3 separate regions of the Homo sapiens genome follow, and all the other regions are linked to region 3. A link is a loop called in an ENCODE intact Hi-C map of the cell type or tissue named here. Cell type or tissue: endothelial cell of umbilical vein. All regions are shown on one strand. Links, peaks and the distances in the headings refer to the core of each region. The heading gives the core; the rest is flanking DNA. Region 1 overlaps MTHFD1L (methylenetetrahydrofolate dehydrogenase (NADP+ dependent) 1 like). Region 2 overlaps MTHFD1L (methylenetetrahydrofolate dehydrogenase (NADP+ dependent) 1 like). Region 3 overlaps MTHFD1L (methylenetetrahydrofolate dehydrogenase (NADP+ dependent) 1 like).

Region 1 (6,818 bases), core at 783-5,782, 79 kb before region 3:
CATCCAGGAGTGGCCTGGTCCCAGTAGAAAGATTCATGACAAAGATACACTGAATGTCCTTTAAAATTCTAAGTAGCATGTGCTGAAAATAAGCACTTCCAGAAATGCTCATAACTTCCTGCAGCAACTATAATATTATACTCTGCTTTATTCAAATCTGAAAAAAAAAAACCCAAAACACAAATTCATGTCTTTGATTTTAAAGGTATATTTTCAAATATTTCATTAACTTCCAACATGAGGCCAGTTACTTCTTCCTATCCCATTCTTGACATTTGGATGTTTAATTATTTAATTCTTACATTCCCTTAACAGTCTAAAATACATTTGCATAAGTTTGCAACAGTATCAGATGGAAGGCTTCATGAATTTGTCAATATTATTTTTGGCTAGCTCAATGGAAAAGAAACATGCTATGCTAGGCTAATAGCATAAAATTTTGAACAGGGAAATAAGCAAACCGCCCTTACATCTGCATAAGACACATTTGTTGGTAAAGTTGAAAAGAAAGATGGGCGTTTAACTAGATTACTCATCATACAAAATATTCAGCCTTTTCCCTGTGCTATGCTGCACAATGTCAATTAATCATGTTTGAAAGCTGAAAGAACAAAGACCATTTAGATGACAAACGAGGCAATAAATGAAGCTGAGATAGGAATAAAGATTCAAGAGGGAAAAGTTTTGTTTCTTTTAATATATATAGAGAGAGAGACTACACAAATGACCTGTAACTTGTTTTAAAATTTACAGTCTACCATTAAGTTTTACTTGACACCTACTTGATGATATCCTCCAAGACAACTTAGAATATTGCAATATTATTATGGGTAGGATGTGTGACTGTAGAAAAAACAGCCAGCAAACATGTAAATGTATCCAATCTAGTCCTAAAAAGGCTGGAGTGAGCATCAAGGAAAGTCAGTTCTTTAGGCATCCAAATTAACACCAAAGACCAAAGCCAAATCACATGTGCTGAGCGAAGTGGATCTCTTTTCTTTAATTTTTTTTTTTATTGTACTTTAAGTTCTAGGGTACATGCGCACAAGGTGCAGGTTTGTTACATATGTATACATGTGCCATGTTGGTGTGCTGCACCCATTAACTCGACATTTACATTAGGTATATCTCCTAATGCTATCCCTCCCCCCTCCTCCCACCCCACAACAGGGTGAAGTGGATATCTTAAAGAGCAACAGCTGTATATATATATATATATGGCTGTCTTGTATCCTTCTATCCAAGTTAAAGGCCATCCAAGAATGAAATCCAAAACTGGAGAAATGTGTAGCAGCAACTTCATTTTACAGTTTGCAGGTTTCACTTTATCTTTTACCAGAGCTTCAAGCAAATAATAAACTTGTTTTGAGTTTGATTTATTTTCATTTCCCATATCCAAAGGGTTACTCTGCCTACTCCTGCCCCCAACACAGTCCTAATATATAAGATGTGTTCTTCATCTATCTCTTTCTTGGCTCTAGAATATAAGTAACTTGAGGGCAAAGACTTTGTCCCATTTATCTTTTTATTCCTAGTGGCAAACAGAGTGCCTGTTAACATAAAAATCTGTTAAACAGACACAAGAGCAAAGAGGAGCAAAAGGTCTTTTTTTTTGAGATGGAGTCTCTGTTCTCCAGGCTGGAGTGCAGTGGCGCGATCTTGGCTCACTGCAAGCTCTGCCCCCCGGATTCACGCCATTCTCCTACCTCAGCCTCCCGAGTAGCTGGGACTACAGGTGCACGCCACCAAGCCTGGCTAATTTTTTTTGTATTTTTAGTAGAGACGGGGTTTCATCGTATTAGCTAGAATGGTCTCGATCTCCTGACCTCGTGATCCGCTCGCCTCGGCCTTCCAAAGTGCTGGGATTACAGGCGTGAGCCACCGCACCCGGCCTTGGAGAGAAAGGTCTTAATGATTCACTGTTCTTTGTAAATCAAGGTGGACTGAACATGAACAGTTGACTTAGAGGCTGCTTAGAAATTCCTTCCAGGTAGAGGCCTTGATGTGATCAGCTCTCCTTTTGAGGGTCTGAGGACCAGGATCTTTGGGAAATAAGTTGTATTAACCAAACTTACAAGGGCCTGATTTATAACCTAAATGCCATTTTGTTCTTTTATGAACAATGCCTGACTTTGTCATTTTGTGAGGCAGTCTGGTATGATGGAAGGAGTAACAGACTTGAAATAGAAAAATGTGCAACCAAGCCACATCGCTGGGGACTCAGTTTTCTCATTTTTATAATGTGAAGAACTAGATGGTCTCTATGGTGGTTTAAAGGAATACAGGGTTAGACTTTCTCTCTAGAAGACCTGGTTTTAATGACCCTTTGAGGGGCTAATGACTCCAGAAACTTTCATTGATAGCACAGATGTCTCCAGTGAACCTCAGACTCAATACGGAACTGTGCAGTGGACATCTTCACTGTAAATTACAACAAATGCTTCAGATCCAACATGTTAGTAACCAAATCCACTACTGTGTAGGAAAGAAATAATGTAGCAGGCCTGAGTCTGAGAACTTGGATTGTGGGAGGGTTTCAACTATCCTCTAACTGACAAGAGGGGCTCACTGTGCCTAAATTTCACAAACAAAATGGTCTATGCTGAACATTTGCTTTTGTTCTGAGAGACTGAAATTTGGTACGTGACCATTACCCAATAAAAACCTTGGGGACTGAGTCTCTAATGAGCCTCTTCTGCAGACAATATTTCAGGTGTCGTCATAGTTCAATGCTGGAGGAACTAAGTGTATCTTGTGTGACTCTATGGGGAGAGTACTCTGGAAGCTTGCGCCTGAGCTCCCCTGGACTTGACCCCACGTGCTGTTTCCTTTTGCTAATTTTGCTTTGTATCCTTGTGCTGTAATAAATCATGGTCTTAGGGGCTCCCAACACAACTATCTTCCGCCTAAAATTGTTTCTAGGTTCTTTATTGCTTATCTAAACAAATGACAACCCCAGTCATTAAGCGAACAAGTCAGAAATCTGAGAGCCATTTCTGCATTCCCTCTTCCCCGCTCCTGTTCATTGAGTTTAGTTCATTCTAGTTCGGTAATTGCTCTCATTCCCATCCCCTGCCTACACCTCAGGTTAGGCCCTGGGTATTTCTTGCCTACTACTTTCTAAATAGGTCTTCATGACTAATTTCTCCGTTTTCCACTCCACCTTCCAGACTGCTGCCTGAGTGATCTCTCTGAAACATGAATGTAATTATGATATTGCTGTACTTAAAATCCCCAGGTCCTGACTCCTAAGCTTGACGCTCAAGGCCTCACAAGACCTGGGTCTTGCTTTCCTGCCCAGTGTCACAGCTCATTCCAAATCTCCTGTTTCCTCCCCATGCAGTGGCCATGGTAAAGGCTTACAGCAATGTTCTCTCCTGCCTTCATGCTGCGGACTTGCTGCCTCCTTGTCCCTCGACCCCTGGTGAGTCTGTTCTCGTCCTTCATGATCCGGCTTAGGTAACCCCATTCCTGGCCTGACTTCCCTATCCCTGCCAGCCCCCCATGGCATCTGCTCCCTGGCTCCTGGAGCAGGGGGCTCCCTCTGTCCCAGACGTCAGCTCTTTCAGCTGTCTCTATATTTAACTTGTGTGCCTCTCTAGCCTGTGAACTCTGCAAGTGCAAGGTCCAGGCCTATGTTGTTGTTGTTTGTTCTTCTAATGGCCTAGTACCCAGCACTCCTCAATAAATATTAAATGAGTGAATCAGAAATGAGGCATTTGCGTGGTTGCACAGTGATGCATCCATTAAGCTAGAATGGCCTAATGAATCATCTCCGTTCATCTGAGGATTGTGTACCAAAAGGGAGAAGGTTAGTCACTTACAAGGAGAGAACTCTAGCACCTGGACTCTCCTGGTAAGAACAATAAAATCTCATTCTTCAGGGCTCCCTTTTCTGAATTCCACATGGTCCTATACCTTCTGGCGTCCCTATTCCAGCCCAAGGCAATGCAATTATTTACTATGTAAACGTTAACTGAGTTGTTTATGGCAGGGTTGCTTCCCACAAATGCAGTGCTGTTCATCTTAGAGATGTCCTCTTGCTGACCTTGGCCTGCACTGCCCTTCCCTTAAATCCCAATATCCTTGCTCAAGTCTCTCTTGTACCCGCCCTACATTAGAGGAAGGGCTTGAGTCTGGAACCAGGCAAAGCCAAAACCCACTGAAAGCATCAACTCGCTCGTAAATAAAGCGGGCGACTCCCTAGTGCATGGTGTAAGACACCGAGTTAGAGCCTTCCCTTACCATCCCGTAACTGAGCAGCACAGACCCACCGTGCAGAGAGCACAGCCACCCTCCAGACTGTGGGTAGGAAATGCAGCATCATTTCCACTTTCGAAACTGCTCTGGGAAACGCCAGTCTCCGGGCAGCTTGATTAGCAAGAATACTTCATATCACAAAGAGTGTTAGGAACAAAACTTATTTAACAAAATGGTAAGAGCAGAGCCTCAATACTGTGGGAAGGACCTGATGGCTTTTAGAGCATTTTACTCCTTTGGTAGTTCTCATTTCTCACCAAAAAAGAACATTTTCAAATTTTATATTCTGATTTTATAAAAACAACAATCATGGCCAGGTGCGGTGGCTCGTATCTGTAATCCCAGCACTTTGGGAGGCTGAGGTGAGCGGATCACCTGAGGTCAGGAGTTCGAGAGCAGCCTGGCCAACATGGCAAAACCCCAACTCTACTAATACAAAAATTAGCTGTGCGTGGTGGCGCAGGCAGGAAAATCGCTTGAACCCAGGAGGCGAAGGTTGCAGTGAGCCGAGATCATGCCACTGCATCCCAGCCTGGGGAAAAGAGTGAGACTGCATCTAAAACAACCACCACAACCACCACCACCACCACCACCACCACCAGTTTAGAACTGTAGCAGCCTGGAGCTAAAAGGCCCTGGAGAACATCATCCCACCTCAGGGGGAAGGGAGCCACTCTGTGGCCAGGGCAGGACTTTGGGCCCAGAGAGCCCGACTCCTTCAGCGCGCTTACCACTGCTCCAGCCTGCCCCTCACTGAGGCACTGCCTCAACTTTGATTAAAAAACCAACACATTTCCTTTAGAAGCTCTGTGGGCCAGGTGCGGTGGCTCACGCCTGTACTCCCAGCACTTTGGAAGCTGACACGGGGTGATCACCTGAGGTCAGGAGTTCAAGACCAGCCTGGCCAATATGGTGAAACCCCGTCTCTATTAAAAATACAAAAAAAATTAGCCTGGCGTGGCGGCACATGCCTGTAATACTGATGAGATGCTATTAAATAAGTTAAAACAGTAAAAAACAACCCTTTGGTCCATACCACAGGGGTCCCTGACTGATGTGCACGTGTCCACAAGACTCACATGGCCAGGCCAGGCCAAGCCACTCAGGCAGGGGCAGGAGTCCTTGAAAAGGAGGGTGGCGTGGGCCCTCCTGAGCCATGGCTGTCCCTTGTCACAGAGGCAAATTACACAGACTCCCATAAATAACAGTCTTCACCATACAGCTCCACCTCGGGGGTTAAATGGGTTTCTGTAGGCTAATTGCCGTCTCTCATACTGAAAATCTGCAAATGTATATGGAATTAATTCTGGCTGGCTGTCAGCCAGTAGGTCATCCTTCAAAGCAAGCAAAACACATTTCTGTACAGTGTACCCACAGCTTTCTGAAAGATCAGAAATGCAGCCTTTGCCAGGACAAATGCCAAAAACGGATGTGACAGAGCCCGAGCATCAGTGCTCCCACGCCACCTCCTCCACTCAGAGCCCCGGCACGGCCCCAGCTGGCCCTGACCCACCCAGAGGGTCTTGCTGTACTAGATACTCCTCTTTCTTATCTCTCTGTTGAGAAGCTATTTATATTTCATTAGAATGTCAGTGCAATAAACCAGCTTAAGCTCTTGCTAGGTATGGAAATGAGCAAGAGAAAAGGCAAAGCTTAAGCCCTCCATGGATAAGCCACAGGTTCTCTGAATAGCAGTAAAAATAAGGCCTCCAGCTGGGCATGGTGGCTTATGCCTGAAATCCTAGCACTTTGGGAGGTGGTGGCAGGCAGATAATGTGCGGTCAGGAGTTTGAGACCAGTCTGGCCAATATGGTGAAACTGTCTCTTCTAAAAATACAAAAATTAGCTGGGCATGGTGGCACGCGCCTGTAATCCCAGCTACTTGGGAGGCTGAGGCAGGAAAATCACTTGAGCCTGGGAGGCGGAGGTTGCAGTGAGCCGAGATGGCACCACTGCACTCCAGCCTGGGCCACAGAGCCAGACTCCGTCTCAAACAAACAAACAAAAGGTCATGCATACGGCTCTCCTCGAAGGTAAGACTGTTCTGTGGAATGTTTTGAGAAAGAAAAGGTAGAAATACTATCTTATCGTATATGTGTGTGTGTGAGTATTTTTGACAGGGGGAGTCTAGGTCTCATGGGTCTTTTTGTTTTTTTAAGACAGGGTCTCACTCTGTTGCCCAGGCTGGAGTGCAGTGGCGCAATCACAGCTCACTTCAGCCTTTACCTCCTGGGCCCAAGCGATGGTCCCACCCCAGCCTCCTGAGTAGCTGGGACTACAGGTGCACACCACTGAGCCCAGTAACTTTTTGTAGAGATGAGTTTTCATTATGTTGCCCAGGCTGGTCTCAAACTCCTGGGCTCAAGCAATCCACCCACCTCAGCCTCCCAAAATGTTGGGATTACAGACGTGAGCCACAGTACCTGGCCGGTCTCTCAGGCCTTAAAGCAGTCTGAGTCACCACCATTATTATATTTTGCCTCCAATTTTCCATATGTCCATTCCAGAAAGGGGAGGTTGATTTCAGCGAAGAACATGAGCAGGTTTGCCTTAGAATG
Region 2 (6,818 bases), core at 655-5,654, 55 kb before region 3:
TTTTGTATTTTTAGTAGTGATGGGGTTTCACCATTTTGGCCAGGCAGGTCTCGAACTCCTGACCTTGTGATCCGCCCGCCTCGGCCTCCCAAAGTGCTGGGATTACAGGCGTGAGCCACCGCACCCGGCTGACTGAGGCCATTCTAACGAATATAAAGCAAGCTCTTCAGCACCCATTTTTGTTAACTGAGGTATAATTAAATTATACACAGGCCTGGCACAGTGGCATGAGCCTGTAGTCACAGCTACTTGGGAAGCTGAGGTGGGAGGATTGCTTGAGCCCAGGAGTTTGAGTCCAGCCTGGGCAACACACGTGAATAGGTCTATGAGTCTGGAAGAATGTATATAGCCATGGAATCACTACCACGTCAAAACATAGGGTATTTGCATTATCCCAAAAAGTTCCCTCCTGCCCCTCTGCAGTCAAACGCTTCCCCTCCCCCAACTCCTGGCAACCACTGATCTGAACTGTAGACCTGAAAATGTCATTCAGAACCCATTTCATCCAGGCCCTTCTCCCTGTGCCAACACTGCTACGAGCGGTGTCTGTGGGATTTTTCTGGACGTTCTCTGCCATGCCGCTGCTCCTTCCTTCCCGCCTCCTGGAAGGCACCCCTGCTAGGAGTCGGCTGCATTAACGTGGGTGTTTCAGGGGTGTCTTCCTTCACTGTCTTCTCACTGATTTCCAGCTATCCCTGTGTCTCTTGTTTAACGACTGCCTTCACCCATATCCTTAAACCCACCAGGGTGACCTTCCTGCCTCTTTCTTTGAAGCACTGTGTCTGTATTTCCAGTGGAGACACAGACTATTCCTTAGATCCTATTAACCCTCTGAGCTCTCTCTGTTCAAGCCAGGCTCATTTCTGGCTCTGCCAATCTGCCTTCTCCCGTGTCCTTTCCATGACCGATGGCATCACTAGCCAGAGTCACCAAGCTAGAACGGTCCCTTCCCCCGGCCCCCACGGTAGGAGGATACTTTTAGAGTATGTCTGCAATTCACCCCCACTCTCTGTATCTACTTCTGTGGCCAAAGTGCGGACCTTGATTGCCTCTGGCCCGAGCTGAATTAACCCACCTCTCTGGGCCTGGTTCTCTTTTCACTAAACATTCTCCATATTGCTGCCAGAGCTATTTTTCTAAAATACACATCAGACCACATTCTTCTCCTCCTTATTTAAAACCAAAAAAACAAAAAACCAAGAAACAAACAAACAAAAAACCCACCCTACCGTGGCTCCCCAGTGTGTAGAGATCAGATTCAAGTTCCATGAGATGGTCTTCAAGATCCTTGGCCATGTGACCCTGTCCTGCTATCCCAATCCCATTCCCATTCCCATCCCCAGCCACCCCCCCTCATCCAACTCCAGCCACATCGGATCACCCCAGGAGAGGATGTCATGTATTAGTACTTTGGTGCCTTTGAGTCAAAACTCACTGTTTTGCCAGTTCAGAGGCTGAGCTCTTTTTGAAGAATCCCCTCTTCTTCCACATCCTGGGTAAGTTCTACCCCAGGCATAATGAGCTGTTATCCCCCTGGGCTCTGAGGGCATTCAGAATACCAACACAGTGCTCTCCAGATACCTCTGTGCTATTCAAACCCATGCGTCTCACACCTGCTCATCCTAAAATCTCTGTGCCTCACATGCAGGAAGAATTCAAAAAATGCTGATTGAAAAAACATTGTGTCCAATATTAGATGAAGTATGTAAATATCAAGGCAAGAATCTGCACTTTTTATCTATCTATTGCTTGTTTGCACAATAAAGCAACATGGTTTATTATAAAAAATTATGATAATGTATGCTGTTTAAGCTCAGATCACTTTGCACTAATGATGACGATAATGATGGGTTAGAATATTTTTTTCTTTGCTTGCCATGGGATCTGCTAGGTTGTAAGAATTCTTTTTTGTTCTAAACCAAATTTAGGAGCACTCCCAAAGACAAGAAGTCAAATTTAGGCCACTGACGGTACCAACGGAAGGCTATCACTGTGTAGCTGTACCAAATGAAGCCCATCTTCATGGATTTTAAGCACTTTGATAAGCTTTTATTTATCTGCCCATCTCCTTTACCCCCATAGATAACACAAAATAACAGAATAATCATCCAATAGCAACATGATCCCATCACAACAACATCAAAAATGAGAACTCCTATGATTCAGTAATTTCCTAAGCCAGAGCTTCCCACCTGACGTGCTGGGGAAGTGAGAGAGGGTGAGGACTGCTTTCCCCAGCCCTTGGGGTGACTGGGCAGATCCTGTCTGGTGTGAGCAGTCAACCCCACCGTGATGACATCATTTTGGGTGCTATGTGTGATAAAGGTTGACAACCACTGTCTTAAGCCATTCTACCATTTAAATAACAGACTGAATTCTCCCAAGTTATGTTCTTACTCACCTTAGGAAGGAAATTAGTATTATGACTCTAAGGACCCTGAACACATGATCTAAAAAAAGAAAAATCCAAACCACAATGGCAAAAGTAGGTGAGACACAGTGTTTAGAAAAATAGCGAATACTGTACTATTAATTACTCCCAATTTTCCCTAATCCATGATTTTTAAAGAGCGGGCGGAGCATAACGATTTGAGGCACCACAGCAATGCAGAATGGGGAGGGTTTTTGGAAAATGTGACTCACTCACCGTTCCGACCAAAGGGTAAATGAACCCAGCGCCTATGCTGGCCCGGACGTCACTGATAGGTAAGATGAAGTCCCTTGGCACACCTTTTTTGTCAGGTTGGTGAGATAGAGAAAGGTGGGTCTTTGCCATGCAGATGGGCAAATTTCCAAAACCCTGTGAGAAAGGAAAGAAAATGTGTTCACTGATACAGATGTTAGTCTCCTGTGCTTTTCAATTTGCACTTTATACAGTCTCGGCAGCAATGGTATGCCGGCTCAGATCGAGGCACACGCAGGAGCTGCTTGTTACTACTTGTTCACTGAAGAAGCAAGAAGGTGAGGATAAAAACTCATCTCCATGTGATGACTGTTTAGCAGGTCAAGGGTGACTATTGTTTATTTTGGAGGCTCTCTTTAAGAGAAGGCAGTGTTATGTGCATGTTTGGGGAAAGCATGGCTATTTTCAGGCAAAGCAGCAGCTGTAGAAACCACTTTCCAAGACTATTAATATCCGGGACCCAGCAAGGTAGTCTGGAGAAAGGCTCTGCGACGAGGCTCTTACTCATGTTGTTCACTCATTCTGGAGTCAGTCAGGAAGCAAAGGGTTCCTTTGTGTTGGTTTATGAATCATGGCTATTTGATCTGCAATTACATTATAAGAACTAAGATGAGGTCACTATTTAAGCTTCTTGTTTTTAAGGACCAAAGTCTATGTCTGACCCAGAGTTCCAAAGGTGAAAGAGCAGGAAGTCACATGTGGTGTCTCACAAAAAGCACAGTGTCCTCAAAGCCTGGTTCTGATTAAATGGCACACAGTGTTCCTTTAGAGGCTTTGCTAATTCATTGCAACCACATACTTGACACTAACTTTAAAAAAAAAATAAAAATAGAGATGGAGGTTTTGCTATGTTGCCCAGAGTGGTCTCAAACTCCTGGCTTCAACTGATCCTCTGCCTTGACCCCACAAAGTGCTGGGATTACAGGTGTGAGCACCGTGCCCGGTTGACATCACTTTTAAGGAATATTTCCTTGATAGAGATAAAGGGAATGAAATCTTTAGTTAAATTTTCATAAGACTTAGCCTAAAACTATTTGGAAGATCTTAGAGTCTTATCAACTCAGGGAGGACTTGGACTTGGGGCCATTTTCTTTTTGAAATCTCCACTCTTCTATACCGATAAGAATTTTGCTGAGTGACAATCACAACTGTCTTTCAGAAATGGTGCCAGAATTTTAAATTTCAGACATGGTTAAATATTGAAGTAATTTCTATGAACTAATACAGGTTTGCTAATGTAAAAATTTTGTCAGTAGGCATATTAAAAAGAAAAAAACCAACCAATATGCCATATACTCTCACCAGATTACTTCATAAAAGAAATACCATTTTAACACTGAAAGGAGAAAAGACTTAATATTAGAATAAATGATAGTCTTAAATATCATTATTAAAAACTCACGGAAAAAAAAACAAACCAACCTTATGAGAATGACCTTATTTTACTTGGTTCATTGCACATGAATGAAAATTTCACCACAATGCCTGTGCACAGAGCAGTGCTTGGGAATCCTTTTTGTAAAGGATAAGCCAAGAACATACAGGGAAAATTCTAAGAATTTAGAACTTCCTGAGTTGCTGACTATTTTACCAAACCTAGGAGAACAAATACCCTGGCTGGCAACGGCAGCATTTAACAAAATTTCAAATGGGTTTACAAAAAAGAATAAGGAGTTGGAGATTTTTTTTAAAGAAAAGGTCAACGCTACCCATCATGAAGTTCTTTAGCCAGCAGGCTCTTAAAGTGTTCTGACTGCTATCTATCCGACTACACCAAAGTAGGAGGGACACTCGAGGCATACGGTCCTTTTGGTGAAGGTGGCTGAGCCTCCTGTAGTGGAGTTGATTGATCATGACTGTCACTGGACTAGATGGTGATGCATGCTGTCAGATCACAGCCACCTTCCCAGCTGTTTGCCTACTTGCCTTTGTCAGTGGCTAGAGGTAGAAGATGATGGAGCCTTCAATCTCAGCGGACAAGCTCAGTAAAAAGCCAGTGAACCGCTTGCATAAGAAGAACAGCAAACATTCCCATCTTTATAGGCTGCACTCCTATCTGCCTACCCTGGCACCACGCTAGCATTTTTAAGGTAGTAAGTAAGAGGCCTGTAAGGAAGAGGAAGCATTGCAATTCATCTAAATCTGACTCCGCAGCTCTACTCCAAAGGATAGCTTCAACATTCAGGGCTGAGTGGGAGGGATGAAAGATCACACATCACCTAAAAACAGGGATACCACCCATATCAGACACATTTATAGTCACAGAAGTAAATGATGCATGGATCAGAGGATATATGCCTCACCATAAAGTTCTAAATATAGTCTACACTCTACCCGAGGATATTACCTTCATCTTTGTTAACCATACAATAGATTAAGCAAAGGTTAGCTGGTGCGATATGTACAAATCCTCAAGTCAAGCTGAGTATTCTGAGAGCCTAAGGTGAATTTTTTCTTTTCCCCTAAAAGTAGAACTTTTACCTGTTGAGTGTAACGATCTATTTTGGCTTGTGCCTCAGGAGAGAGTTCAATATCTTTGGCTCCATAGACAGCCTGAGCAATGGTCCTTATCTTGTCCACAATTGGAACCTGGAGAAACACAAATTATAACAAAATTGTATAAGTTTAATCTGGTTAAAGATTTTTTAAAAACTTTAGTGAGATGTTCTGTAATTGCTTAAAATTCCCTTATCAGAGTACCCCCTCAGCAACTGCAGGATTCCTAGCAAACCCTCTTTTTTCCTTTTAGCACCCTAAAGCACTGAAATTTTCAGTGTCAGAAATAGATCAGATGTCAACTAGCAAATAAGTCTTAGGTGTTCAGGCAATTTAGAGGCTTCTTATCTAGTTGTAACCATTTTTATCCATTGTAGCATTAAAAAAATATAGTTTACTATAATTTCTTTTTTTTTTTTAAGACAGTATCACTCTGTCGTGCAGTGGCACAATCTCAGCCCACTGCAGCCTCAACCTCCCAGGCTCAAGTGATCCTCCCATCTCAGCCTCCTGAGTAGCTGCGACTACAGGGGTGCACCATGACTCCAAGCTAATTTTTTTTCTGCATTTTTTGTAGAGACTGGGTTTCACCACGTTGCCCAGGTTGGTCTTGAACTCCTGGGCTCAAGCAAACTGTCCACCTCGGCCTCCCAAAGTACTGGGATTACAGGCATGAGCCATCACGCCTGGCCTGTTTACTATAATTTTCAAATAATCATATATGTCAGGACAGGAGTCTCCCAACGAAATTGTGAGTGCTGGTTTTTAAGTGGGTCTGAATACGGGTTCATAGTATTAAAAACAAGTATTTTTTCATGAGCAGTAATGGATTGAGATTTTAACATAAATGCTGATGTGATCAAACACTATATTGGAAAATCAGAGGTTGAACCTACTGTCACTTAAGCAAATTATGAGAAGTCATGTGGCATGGAAGAAATGTGAGAAGACTAGATACAGGCAAATAAGTGTGTTGGAGGAGAAGATTTCCATAATGTTAGATTGAAAACCAGGACACAGACTATTGATAGCATACGGCAAGGGATCTTCAGAAACAAGAATGATTCATTAGGAAAATAATATTCCACAGATAAAGTAATTCTAAATTTAAGAAACACATTTGGCAAAATTATCTACAATCCTCCTGTGGGTAAAGATGCATATGTGGCCAGGTGCAGTGGCTCACACCTGTAATCCCAGCACTTTGGGAGGCTGAGGTGGGTGGATCACTTGAGGTCAGGTGTTCAAGATCAGCGTGGCCAACATGGTGAAACCCCGTCTCTGCTAAAAGTACAAAAATCAGCTGGGTGTGGCAGCGCACTTCTGTAATCCCAGCTACTCAGGAGGCTGAGGCAGGAGAATCGCTTGACCCTGGGAGGCAGAGGTTGCAGTGAGCCAAGATCGCGCCACTGCACTTCAAGCCTGGGTGACAGAGCAAGACTCTGTCTCAAAAAAAAAAAAAAAGAAAGCATATGCATGATGCAATTAGTGGATTTACTGTTTGGTGAACAACTGCTGAACCAAATGCTGATGGAACAGATGTCAACCAAGGGGCACAAGTCTCCCGTGATGTGCCTCAAGGACTTTGCTTGGCAACAGCTAGTGTCACATTTGTATGAAATACTATTGATACAAGAGT
Region 3 (6,818 bases), core at 986-5,985:
TATCTGGATTTTCATTGTATTATAGCGGAAAATGACACATGAATTATATTGGCATCAAAATGCAATTTAAAAAATGACTCTAAGTTAAGTCTATTGAAACTTTGAAAGACAGATTGTAAGATGTATTAGTACCATGTTGATCTTTAAGAAATTCTGTTCCTAATTTTATAAAACATTTTTAATTTTATGAAATATTTTACTTATACAGAAGAATATGTGTAAGTTCAAAAACGTGAACATCATCATATACAAAATTTGGGACGGTAGGTACTTTTTTACTTTTACTTTATTTATCTTCCTTTTTTTTTTTTTTTCCCTTGTTTTTGGTTCCTGTGTTTAGGATGGTAGGTACTTCTAAGCACTGACTTCTAACAGCTTACTATTCCCAGTGCACCGTGTAGAAAGACAGAAACCAGGCTTCTCATTAAAAGTCTTCAGTTACTTTATCTGAATAAAGGGGGGAAAAAGGCTTTCTAGCTACTTAATTCTCATTTGTTTTGCATGTTTCTTCTGAAAAATCAATTCTAAAAAATTGCTAACATCATATACTCCTTTTTCTGCTGAGCCAGGTCATAAAAATCTTTCAATTTCTATTATCCTGACAGGCGAAGGTTCCTCTCTCCTTATGTCATAAACATCTTTCCATTACTTTCATATTTAATGAACATACTAGCCATACAAACAGGACCTACCTGCCTCTAATCCAGTAAGTACATTGAAGGTATTCCAGGTAAAGACATTTTATTTAAAGAATTTTATAAAAATATTAAAGTCAATAGACAATGTAGAATTTGACCATAAAATTAAATCCTTTTGGATGGGCGCAGTGGTTCATGCCTGTAATCCCAGCATTTTGGGAGGCTGAGGCAGGCGATCACTTGAGCTCAGGAGTTTAAGACCAGCCTGGGCAACGTAGTGAGACCTCATCTCCAGAAAAAAATTGAACAATTGGCTGGGTGTAGTGGATTGTGCCTGCAGTCTCAGCTACTCAGGAGGCAGAGGTGGGAGGATCGCTCGAGCCCAGGAGGTAGAGGTTGCAGTGAGCTGTTAGCCTGGGGGATAGAACGAGACTCTGTCTCAAAAAATTAAAAACAAAACAAAACAAAACGAAAAGAAGAAAATTAAACCCTTTCTTTTGTTTTCAAAGTTCCAAGGAAACTTCTTTTATGACAACTGCTTGGAATTGAACGTAACAGTTCCTAGGATTGACTTAGGAAGTAGGAAGACAAGAGAGACTTTCTTTTTCCTGGGGACTGCACAGCCATGTCAGGTGAAGCTCAGAAGGAGCAGGTAAAGAAGAGATGATGGTTTTGGAAGAACAGCTGGCCCCATCTGCACTCGCCTTGGATGCTGCAGAGCCTGGGACAAAGGGGACAGCACTCTCGGCTGCCTTAGATCTATGGAGGCCAGCTGGCCCTTTTCATAGGGCTGGGCTAACAACCACTGATGCACATATCACCAGGGCAGAAAAGTCTCACAAACTGTAAGAGTTAAGGAAAAAAGACACCATTACACAAACAAATTCTAAGATGATTAAAGGCCTCAATGCAAGAGACAACAGTTATAAGGCAATACAAATGATTATCTTTATAACCTCCAAAAGCAGAAATCATAAAGAAAAGGGTGGACAAGAAAAGGTACAACAAGCATATTTAAAAGATAAGCCATACAGGGGAGAAGATATTTGTAACTCATAATGGCAAAGTATTCGTATTCGGAATCTATAAAGGATTTCCATTAATTAGTAAGAAAAAGGTAAATAGCACAATACAAAATAGACAATTCACAAATGCCCAGAAACAGCCATAAAGATGCTAAATCTCACAACTATAATGAACTACCATCAGATTAGCAAGAGCTAAAAAAATCTAACAATAGAAGCGTTCAGCCGGTCATAGTGGCTCATGCCTGTAATCCCAGTACTTTGGGAGGCCAAGGTGGGTGGATCACCTGAGGTCAGGAGTTTGAAACCAACCTGGTCAACTTGGCGAAACCCCATCTCTACTAAAAATACAAAACTTAGCCACGTGTGATGGTGTGCACCTGTAAGCCCAGCTACTTGGGAGGCTGAGGCAGGAGAATTGCTTGAACCTGGGAGGTGGAGGTTGCAATGAGCTGAGATCATGCCACTGCACGCCAGCCTGGGCAACAGAGAGAGACTCTGTCTCAAGAAAAAAAAAAAAAAGAAGTGTCAGGACAAACGTGGAGAGGTCAGAAATCTCACACACACAATTGGTAGTGATATAAATTGGTATTACGTTGCAGAACAATTTGGCTTTATCTATTAAGTTGTTGCTAAGCGTACTTTTAACCCCCCAAATCTCACTCCTGTATATAGTCCCTAGAAGACCTTTTAGACTAAATCTCAGAGACATGGACAAGAATGTCCCCCGTAGCATTATTTGTAACAGCAGAACACTGGAAGCAATCTGAAAGCCCCTTGACAAATAATGCACAAATGCACGTGCTACATGCACGCACAGAAGGCTAAACTGCAGGCAAAATGAGGCTTTTTGGATCACAGTGACATAGAGAAATGCAAAACTGTTATGTTGCACAAAAATATCAAGTTATAGAGCAGGGGTTGGCCAGTATGGCTAGCAGGACAAATCCAGGTGCCTCTGGGTTTTGTATATGGTCTACATCTTTTTTTTTTTACATGTTAAATTATTAAGTTTTTAAAAATTATTTATCCTTTTAAAAAGTGTTCTCTTTCTTTCTTTTCTTTCTTTCTCTTTTAAAAAGTATTATCTCTCTCTCTCCCCCTCTCCCTCTCTCTCTCTCTTTCTTTCAAGACAGGGTTTCACCATGTTGTCCATAGTAGCTTACCAAGTAGCTAGGTGTGATCATAGCTTGCTGCAGCCTTAAACTTTTGGACTCAAGTGATCTTCCCACCTCAGCCTCCCGAGTAGCTGGAACTACAGGCATGTGCCACCAAACCTGGCTAATTAAAAATTTTTTTTATAGAGATGGGATCTTGCTATGTTGCCCAGTCTGGTCTTGAACCCCTGGGCTCAAGCAATCCTCCCACCTTGGCCTCCAAAAGCAGTGGAATTACAGGCATGAGCCACTGTGCCTGGCCACCTTTTAAAATGTTGCCAACAATATCAGAAGAGTATTATTACACGTGAAAATTATATGAAATTCAAATGTTAGGAACCAATAATAACATCTGTTGGAACACAGCCAGACTCATTCCTAAACATGGACTAGTTTATGAATTCATGCTTTACCTATGGCTGCTTTCTAAATTGAGTACTTGGGACAGAGACTCTGTGACCCAAACTATTTATGATCTTGCCATTTACAGAAAAAGTGCAGTGACCTCATTAGAGAACAATGCAGTCAGTTAATATCTATTAATATATAAAATTTGAAAACACATAAAAAATACCAAGAAAAGCCGCACATCTGTGATTCTAATGTGCAATGAGGTGCCGTGAGGCATTGCAGCAAACTCAGAGGCACCGTGGGGTATTTTAAATTTTTGACGGAAACGCGGTAATACAGGACATCCGTTGGACACTGCAAATACTACTCATGTGAGGTTTTTCACTGCTTCAACAATAGTGCTCTACATCCCTTTCCATGACATCATATATTTGCAAAGCAAAGTTTTTGGCAGGTACCGCAGCAAAATGCAAAAATCGTGTGAAAATCAACGTGGAACAGGAAATGAGGTGCGGGTGTCAACTGGTTACAAAGGGTCAGAAGTTGTCTGGTGCCTGACAAGGACACACATCTCATTCATAACATATGGTGGTAATTTAAAAATGAAATGATGTTATTTTTTCCTTCGAATTCATATGTATTTTTTTTTCAGGTGGCCACTTAGTTGTAAGGACATAAATACTCATTAAGTTGTTTGGACCTATTTAATAAATGGACATGTTAGGTATTTCTCTTGCCCGGGCGGTACCATGAAAAAAATTGCTGGGCCATTAATGGTCACGAGCAGAGAAAGTCTGAGAACCTCCGCTACAGATCTCTAGTGTACATATATGTGTGTGGTCAAAGTAGAAACACACACCCGGAAACGATAATCACTCAAATCAGGAGAGAAGCAGAAAAAAGAACGGGATCAGGAGGGTCCACGGGAACTTCAACTGTGTCTCTAATATCTGATTTCTTCTCTTCTCTCTTTTCTTTTCTTTCTTTCTTTTTTTTTTTTTTTTAGAGACAGGGTCTCACTCTGTTGCCCAGGAGAATTAAACTGCTGGGCATAATTGATCCTCCTGCCTCAGACTCCCAAGTAGCTAGGACTATAGGCATGCGCCACCATGCCCAGCTAAACGTATCTCTTTAAAAAAACAAAAAAACTAAAGGACACACAGCGACATGTTAAGATTTTGATGAAACAGAGTGGTGGGAACATGGGTGTTTGTAACATTACTTTGCATACTTTCCTGTTTAGTGTATATGAAGAACATTTTGCTTTTTCATTTGTTTTCAAAGGACAGAGGAGCAGCTTGAAAGAGGGCTACTTTACACAAAAGCGTGGAAAGAGAAAGGGGAGGTAGGACAAGGGCCGAACAGACAGCGAGGGGACGAATGAGCTTCGGCACCAAGCCACACAGGAGAAATGAGAGCTCTGGAGATGACACAAAACAACCCTCCCTTAGAGTTAAGCCTTCCTGAAGACAGGGGCTGAAAAACACGACCTGTGATTAGCAGTTTCCTGAGTTCGCACATGACCTTCAGCCAGAGTCTCTAATAAGCCAGCACTTCTCAACCTTGATTTAATTATGAATAAATTTACTAAAGACAAAAAACCTGGAAGCATCATAATAACAAAAGTGGAGCCCAGGCTGAGATCAGTGTTTTTAAATAATGTAAACAGGGCAAGGTCTGGGAGAATTACAGCTTAGAGCTGCAGGATCACTTGACGTCAGATTTTTTTTTTTTTTTAAAGGTGGATGAAATCATGAGAATGTTTAGTTTGGTCTGGTTTTCTTCTACCAAAATGATGGAATATTTAGAATTTCAGGGCAATAAAAGTGGAAAGAGAGAACAAGCCACTAGCTGGGTATAGCCACCAGCAGAGTCCTCTGAAGGCCAAGAAGACTGATTATAAAACTGTCCCCTAGGCTGGGTGCAGTGGTGCACAGCTATAATCTCTACACTTTGGGAGGCAGGGGTGAGTGGATCGCCTGAGGTCAGGAATTTGAGACTAGCCTGGCTAACATGGAGAAACTCCATCTCTACTAAAAATACAAAACTAGCCGGGCATGGTGGTGCGTGCCTGTAATCCCAGCTACTTGGGAGGCTAAGGCAGTAGAATCGCTTGAACCCGGGAGGCGGAGGTTGCAGTGAGCCAAGATCGTGCCACTGAACTCAAGCCTAGGAGACAGAGTGAGACTCCGTCTCAAAAAAGGAAAATAAAAAAATTAAAAAACTGTCCCCCAAAAATACAGGTTGAGAGGTAGAGCAAGGAAACAGTGGGACTCGATAAGGTCATCTTCAATCAGTAACCTACTTGGGAGGAAGAAATGTTAAAGTAGAACACAGAAAAGAAAAAAAGGACCAAAAAGGACCACCACTGTTGGCGCACATTACGATATATTGGTACAATATAGTTATATTGGTACTTCCTGTAACTGTGACCATCTGCTGTAGACAGCTCACCCAAAATTCTTCTTATTTTTTTGAGACAGAGTTTTGCTCTTGTTGCCCAGGCTGGAGTGCGATGGCACAATCTCAGCTCACTGCAGCCTCTGCCTCCCAGGTTCAAGCGATTCTCCTGCCTCACCCTCCCAAGTAGCTGGGATTACAGGGCCCACAACCACGCTCGGCTAATTTTGTATTTTCAGCAGAGACAGGGTTTCACCATGTTGGTCAGGCTAGTCTCGAACTCCTGACCTCAAGTGATCCACCCACCTCGGCCTCCCAAAGTGCTAGGATTACAGGAGTGAGCCACTGCGCCCAGCTAAAATTATTTTTTAATGGGAGAGGGTGGCAACCAGGTAAAGAGCATTGAGAAAAACACTGAGCACAATAGCCGCCTGATCACCCACAAGCTTTGGCGAGGAGGAGCCCTCAGGTCACGTCCTCTGTCACTTACTCTCTGATTGATCGTGGACATGTATCATCATCTTGCTAAGCTTCTGTTACATCATCTGTAAGATGAGGATAGTAACACTGATCCCACAGACGGTTTTAAGGATTGAGTGAGAAGGTATATGATAGTCTCAGCACCGGTCTAATGCTCAGGAATGGCTCAGAAACGGGGGCGTTTTTAATGAAAATATTAACAAGGCTTTGTTTCCCAATCCCATTCAATTTGTCTTGGAACTGCTAAGTCGATTCATTCTGATTTCTAAATCCTAATCCTGAAATGTCTGAGGCAAAGATCACCCTGTGTTTTAATTGGGCACTTGTCTCATATTTCTCCTCTGCTGCATGAGTGTTTATGCTCATGTACCCAGGAAGCACCTGGGGAACACAGCCAGGTCTGTGTGATTCTCTACAGAGAGCAAGCAGCAGAGTTGCAATCAATTAGGTAGCTTCTTGACAAGCACCTCTGGATAAGGATAATAAATGCCAAATGTGTATGGGACATCGAAAGCTACCGTCAAAAGTAGAGCTAGGCTTTGAGATATGCACCAACAGTTCTTTCTCTCTCTTATGTCATGGTCCCCTGTGAGAATCCAAGAATTGTGTAATTTTCTCCAGGTTAAAAAAAAAAGGTGGCCAGGTGCGGCAGCTCACACCTGTAATCCTAGCACTTTGGGAGGCCGAGGCGGGTGGAACACCTGAGGTCAGTTCGAGACCAGCCTGGCTAACATGGTGAAACCAGGTCTCTACTGAAAATACAAAAA

What was found. Hi-C counts contacts between places; a loop is a spot of excess contacts. Peaks named below come from ENCODE experiments on the same cell type or tissue, not always from the same donor. Only the 100,000 strongest peaks of a DNase experiment are listed, where the experiment ranks them.
Region 1: a loop joins it to region 3, with 10 times the contacts of the local background. A loop is called at or near these places in 1 of 110 quality-filtered maps.
Region 2: a loop joins it to region 3, with 16 times the contacts of the local background. A loop is called at or near these places in 1 of 110 quality-filtered maps.

What each region holds. Positions count from the first base shown.
Region 1 is chr6:151,057,230-151,064,047 of GRCh38, reverse strand. The region is part of intron 26 of MTHFD1L (methylenetetrahydrofolate dehydrogenase (NADP+ dependent) 1 like); the gene reads right to left. Among named protein-coding and RNA genes, the nearest start is that of MIR12131, 42 kb to the left of the region's middle. RefSeq lists a cis regulatory region at 2,450 and enhancers at 2,366-2,535, 2,783-3,982. In endothelial cell of umbilical vein, for the core only: no CTCF peak of the experiment used is centred there; DNase peaks (open chromatin) are centred at 3,737 and 4,287; H3K27ac peaks cover 5,000 bases.
Region 2 is chr6:151,032,947-151,039,764 of GRCh38, reverse strand. MTHFD1L (methylenetetrahydrofolate dehydrogenase (NADP+ dependent) 1 like) reads right to left here. Exons shown (of 28, transcript NM_015440.5): 25 at 5,165-5,272; 26 at 2,648-2,800. Among named protein-coding and RNA genes, the nearest start is that of MIR12131, 66 kb to the left of the region's middle. RefSeq lists an enhancer at 2,511-3,710. In endothelial cell of umbilical vein, for the core only: no CTCF peak of the experiment used is centred there; DNase peaks (open chromatin) are centred at 2,204 and 3,104; H3K27ac peaks cover 4,413 bases.
Region 3 is chr6:150,978,068-150,984,885 of GRCh38, reverse strand. All of the region lies in intron 20 of MTHFD1L (methylenetetrahydrofolate dehydrogenase (NADP+ dependent) 1 like), which reads right to left. Among named protein-coding and RNA genes, the nearest start is that of MTHFD1L, 120 kb to the right of the region's middle. In endothelial cell of umbilical vein, for the core only: no CTCF peak of the experiment used is centred there; a DNase peak (open chromatin) is centred at 3,575; H3K27ac peaks cover 2,654 bases.